Regions from separate parts of the Homo sapiens genome. Here region 1 is linked to region 2. Evidence: read pairs that join two places in POLR2A ChIA-PET (ENCODE). Cell type or tissue: Caco-2. All regions are shown on one strand. Links, peaks and the distances in the headings refer to the core of each region. The heading gives the core; the rest is flanking DNA.

Region 1 (2,921 bases), core at 93-2,592, 68 kb after region 2:
TGTCATTGTCTCTATTGTCATTAAGTTCTTGGCCTTTTAGCAGCCTTTAAACTCTCCTAACTCAGAATGTAACAGAAATAAAGCACTGGAGTGGCAGCCAAAAGACATGGATCCATGTCATACTGCACAAGTTTTATAACTCTAGACTTCAGTTTCCGTCATCTTTAGAGTGTTGAATCTAGTGCCTTTTACAATACTAAAATTATAAAATTCCTTACTCAATTTATTTGTAAAACAAAATAAAAGATAGTTCTCAAAAGAAAAAACAAAAATTTCAAATATAATTTTACTTGTTAGGGTGACTTTCAAAGTTGCTTTACAACATGAAAGCTTTTTTTATTTTCATATAATCATGTATTTCTGATAGCCATTACAGTACATTGACCTCCATGGAGACAGTGCTGGGGCAAATGGCAGCCAGATGTGCACTAGGTGACTCTGTGCTTCTCTGAGGAAAAATAACTAAACTTGGTAAAAGAAGATCCTAAGAAGCCAAGAGGCAAAAGGTCATCATATGCATTCTTTGTGCAAACTTCCAGGAGGAGAACAAGAAGCAGCACTCATGCTTCAGTTAACTTCTCGGAATTTTCTAAAAAATGCTCAGAGAGGTGGAAAGCCGTATCTGCTAAAGAGAAAGGAAAATCTGAAGACATGGCAAAGGGGGACAAGGATGGCTATTAAAGAGAAACTTACATCCCTCCTAAAGAAGAAACAAAAAAGTTTAGGGATCCCAATGTACCCAAGAGGGCTCCTTCAGTCTTTTCATTTTGCCCTGAGTACTGCCCAAAAATCTAAGGAGAATATCCAAACCTATCCATTCGTGATGTTTCAAAGAAACTGGGAAAGATGTGGATATGGTGCATATGACAAGCAGCCTTATGAAAAGGCTGTGAAGCTGAAGAAAAACTAAGAAATGGATATTGCTGCATACTGAGCTAAAGGAAGGCCTCATGCAGCAAAAAAAAAAAAAAAAAAAAAAAAGGGAGATGTCAATGCTGAAAAAAAAAGAAGAGGAAGGTGAGGAAGTTGAAAATAAGAAGGAAAAGGAGGAAGATGAAGAGGATGAGGAAGAGAAGAAAGATGAAGATGATCATAATGAATAAGTTGGTTCTAGTGCAGTGTTTGTCCTTGTTTATAAATTATTTAGCACCCCTGTACACAACTCACTCCTTTTAAAGAAAAACCTTTAAAGGTAAGGCTTTGTTTTTAAACTGTACAGTTAACACACTAACAGTTAACCACACTATCAAATGTGTCTCTAGATAGCCCATCCTTGACAGTCAGTTGATGAGAGAGCATAAAGAAAAAAAAATACAGATGGATGGAAGGACAGACAGACGGACAGACAGCCCATCCTGGTGGTATTTTCAATAACCACTAACTTTGCCTGAAACAGTATGAGAGCTGTAAGCCAGCATGAAAATCTAAAGCAGGTTCTTATTGGTGCACAGCACAAATGAGTTATATATGGAGATGGTAGTTTTTCACCTTCATTTCTCTCTGATGCAGCTTATACAAAATAAGTATTACTCTTAACTGAATACCACTCTGTAATTGCCAAAAAAAAAAAAAAAAGCTGCAGCTGTTTTTTTGACACTGTAAATGCTTCTAATAACAATTTTTTATTTTAAAAATCTTATATTTCTGAAATAATTCATTGTATTTCATTATAGCTAAAATATTTTATATTGATGTTTTAAGATAAATATATATGAATATACATGTATACATATACATACATATATATAACTAATCAGAAAAGAACTTGATCTAAAATTTTCAACTGTTATCCTATTTATATAACGTTACGTAATATGAAATGCATAATATGCATAATATGAAAAGTCTAAGCATATTTTTTCCAGATTCTGCTAAAAAGAATTAAGCCCCTCACTGTCTCTTTCTCTCTCTTTTTTTTTTTCTGAGACAGAGTCTCACTCTGTCGCCCAGGCTGGAGTGCAGTGGCATGATCTCGGCTCACTGCAAGCTCCGACTCCCGGGTTCACGCCATTCTCCTGCCTCAGCCTCTCGAGTAGCTGGGACTACAGGCGCCTGCCACCACGCCCGGCTAACTTTTTGTATTTTTAGTAGAGACGGGGTTTCACTGTTTAGCCAGGATGGTCTTGATCTCCTGACCTCGTGATCCGCCTGCCTCAGCCTCCCAAAGTGCTGGGATTACAGGCGTGAGCCACCATACCCAGCCACTGCCTCTTTTTTTGTGATTTTTTTTTAACTTTCCAATTTAGTATCCTACATTTCTAATTAAATATTATTCTTAAAATAACTCCCATATCTGTGGCCTTCTCAACTTTTCGGCTTCTGTGCCTGTGAGTTGTTTAGAAAAATTAATTTATACTTCCCAAGAGATTAACTCAGAAAAAAGGAAAAGACAGAGTCAACAATACCACTAAATTTTTATATTTCTTTCAAATACTATCACTGTGCTTAAATAAGTTCAGTATCTAACATCAATGCTTAGTAAAGCATACAAATTCAAAACATATAGTAGAGAGATTAACCAATACACTTGTATGCACTGTGGGAGTTCAGAAGTCAAACAATCAGAGCACTCCACATCTCAACTTTTCCAGTTGGCTACATAGTTTGTCACAACTCAATATGCTTATGCAGATTTCCAATCTCCAGACTGGACCTAAGTATAGCCAGAATGCTTTCTAAAACAGTTTTCCTGTTATATGTGAATGATACAAACAATGCTAGCTATTATCAATACTTACCAATTCAATTATTCTTCCCTCTTGTATTCCTTCCTTTTGTCTCTCCCTGTCACTAACAGTGACAGAAAACAACTTCAAAAACACAATATGGAACTAATTGACATTTTAAAAGTTTTAGATGCAACATCCTGACATTTCCACAAATGAGGAAGCTTCTACATGAATGAAGAGGCCTCCATCTTG
Region 2 (2,921 bases), core at 118-2,617:
AACTGACCATGTTACTCCTTCATGTCAAACCCTTCTTCGAATGCTTCCCACCAAAGATTTCCAAGATAGACCACTATGTAGGAGAGAGGAAAAAAAGCAAAAGCAAAAACTTGAGCACACGATAAAGTACAGCAAAGTGTATATGATTCCACCTTTTTAAAAAGTAAATATCCTTACAGTGGTATAGACAGTTTCGAAGAATACACAAGAAATCCATCCTAGAAAGATTGGGGGTCCAGGGTTAAAAAAAAAAAAAAAAAAAAAAAAGGCCTACTTTAGAATGTATTACTTTGTCAACTAAAAAAAGAATAATCAAACTTTTCAAAAGAAAAAAAGTAGAAAAAAATGTTTTGCAAAATTCATACTTCTGTGACTTTTTCACATGCTCTGTCCCCATAAAATATTTCTGTACTCTCTACTTCTACTAATTCTTAAGAACTTAGCTTGGCCGGGCACGGTGGCTCATGTCTGTAATCCTAGCACTGTGGGAAGCCGGGGCGGGTGGATCACCTGAGGTCAGGTGTTCAAGACCAGCCTGGCCAACATGGTGAAACCCCATCTGTGCTAAAATACAAAAATTGGCCAAGCATGATGGCAGGTGCCTGTAATCCCAGCTACTCAGGAGGCTGAGACAGGAGAACCGCTTGAACCTGGGAGACGGTGGTTGCAGTGAGCCGAGATTACGCCACTGCACTCCAGCCTAGGTGGCTGAGTGAGACTCCATTTCAAAAATAAAAATAAACAAAGAACTTAGCTCTGGCGTTATCTCCTTAAAGGCTTTTCCTAATAGGTTCTCCCAGTTCTGTGAAAACAGCACACAGACTGAAGATATGTTTCTCTGGCCTGTCTTCTCTATCCCAAACTGACCTGTGAGCTCCCTGGACTTATATCCTATTACCTCAGTACCTACCCAACAAACAAAATACCTGTTGAACTAGTTATTACAAGTAAGTCATTATTTAAATATTGACCTTGAAACATAACTAACAGCTCATTTATTACTTCCAGATTGCCTAACACATACAAATAATGTGACAAGGCCGTTACAACAGAGATAGGACAGTAAAACTGGTTTGGATATATTTAATGATAGTCTTTTTAGTACCTACACACTCTTTTTTTTCTCTTTTAAGAGACAGGATCTTGCTCTGTTGCCCAAGCTGGAATGCAGTGGTGCAATCACGGCTCACTGCAGCCTTGCCCTCCTGGGCTGTGGTGATCCTCCTGAGTAGCTGGGACTACAAGGTACATGCCGCCACACCCTGCGAATTCATTTATTTATTTATTTGCACACACAGGTCTTGCTAGATTGTCCAGGTTGGTCTTCAACTGCTAGTCTCCAGCAATTTTCCCTCCTCAACCTCCCAAAGTGCTAAGATTAAAGGTATAAGCTACTGTACCTGGCCTATAGATTTAAATAAAGAGCCATACGAGTACACGCTATGGCAGTAAGAGAGGCAGATTGGAGACAGAAAGCCCAGATTTAGTAGTGGTTAAAACTGTAGAAAACAAAGGTAAAAAGAACCTAGTCGCAGTTTAGATCAACAGATGTATAATAAAATATGGCACTCAAGCCCTTCAGAACTTCCAGTTCCTTCTAGCACAGTGTTCCTGGCTTTCTTCTAAATTTTTTCAGGTAACTATGTATCTCACAAGCCCAATGCTTGAGATGTTTTAGTGCCAATGATAGTAGCTTTTGTGAATTTAGCGTGTGGGGAAATGGAACATGGCAATAGACAAAAGACAGTAAGAAAAACTAAACAAAATAAATAGTGCATCTGAAAATATTAGTAAGTACGGCCACCTTTATAGTTTTCCTTTTTAAAAAAAGAATGAGTTAAATGCTAAATTACATGCTATCCCCTTTAAATATACTATAAAATCAGGGAAAGGAATACTAACTAGGGTAGTAAATGTAAAATATGCATTTCTCTCAAAAGAAAAGATCACAAATTGCCCACCTGTTAGTCTGAAAGAAAGGGGAGCTGTCATTCATTCAATGAACATTTACTGAGCGTAAACTGAGTGCCAGGGTCTTATATCCCAGAGACAAGGGTGTTAAGCAAAACTTTAGGGACAAAGAGAAGACATCCAACCATTTTTCAAAAACTCAAGAAGTTTCTCAACTCAGAAAATAATTCTACATAAGAAAAAGAGAGATGATGTTCAATACAGGCACTTAAACATAGCCAATAATAAAGTAAAAAGTCAAAATTAAATAGTCTAATTTATTATGTATTAATTACAATAGTATTTAATTTGATAATCTAAATATAAACAAAAAGAACCTATATGGTAACAAAATGACAAAGCAAGTATCATCTAAAAAAAAGTGCATGAGCGAGGACAGGGAAGACATGCACTCAAGTCTCTTCAGACATAAGATAATCTACTGTTCTTAAAGACCTCCAGAAAGTCAACCATATGATCCTTTCAATGAATACTGCAGTGTTCAACAACGCTCACTCTCAGCAAATGCATTCTGGACTTCCCATGGGTCACAAGACCATGTGGGGCCCAGAGCTCCTTGCCATGATACTGATTATGTCATCCCTATAGGGGCAGAAAGTTTCCTTTCAATTTTTCAGAAGACATAATACTATAGTCTGGGCTTTGAATATATACTCCTCCTATCCTTCAAACTCCCACCACCACTAGCAGCAGCAGCAACAGCGATCTGCCAAGCAGAAAGCAACTTGCTACTAAACTTTTGGTTACTTTAAGCTCAACCTGGGCAAGTAAGATAAAATACCACTAACAGGAACCTGAAAACATTCCAGTTTCAAAGTTAATATGCACAAGTTTTACTCTTTTCCATATAAATTATTACATTTGAGAAATCTGCTTCATTCATCTAGCAAATGTATACTGTGTCCTCACTATATGCTGAAAACCTTACAATATCATTATATCTTTGTTGT

What was found. ChIA-PET counts read pairs that join two places held together with the same protein. Peaks named below come from ENCODE experiments on the same cell type or tissue, not always from the same donor. Only the 100,000 strongest peaks of a DNase experiment are listed, where the experiment ranks them.
Region 1: POLR2A ChIA-PET joins it to region 2 with 6 read pairs; 2 of 35 experiments call an interaction of 5 or more read pairs at or near these places.

The regions. Positions count from the first base shown.
Region 1 is chr15:58,671,830-58,674,750 of GRCh38, forward strand. The region is part of intron 4 of ADAM10 (ADAM metallopeptidase domain 10); the gene reads right to left. It also overlaps the pseudogene HMGB1P51. Among named protein-coding and RNA genes, the nearest start is that of ADAM10, 76 kb to the right of the region's middle. In Caco-2, for the core only: no CTCF peak of the experiment used is centred there; no DNase peak of the experiment used is centred there.
Region 2 is chr15:58,603,634-58,606,554 of GRCh38, forward strand. The region is part of intron 14 of ADAM10 (ADAM metallopeptidase domain 10); the gene reads right to left. Among named protein-coding and RNA genes, the nearest start is that of LIPC-AS1, 110 kb to the left of the region's middle. In Caco-2, for the core only: no CTCF peak of the experiment used is centred there; DNase peaks (open chromatin) are centred at 858 and 1,198.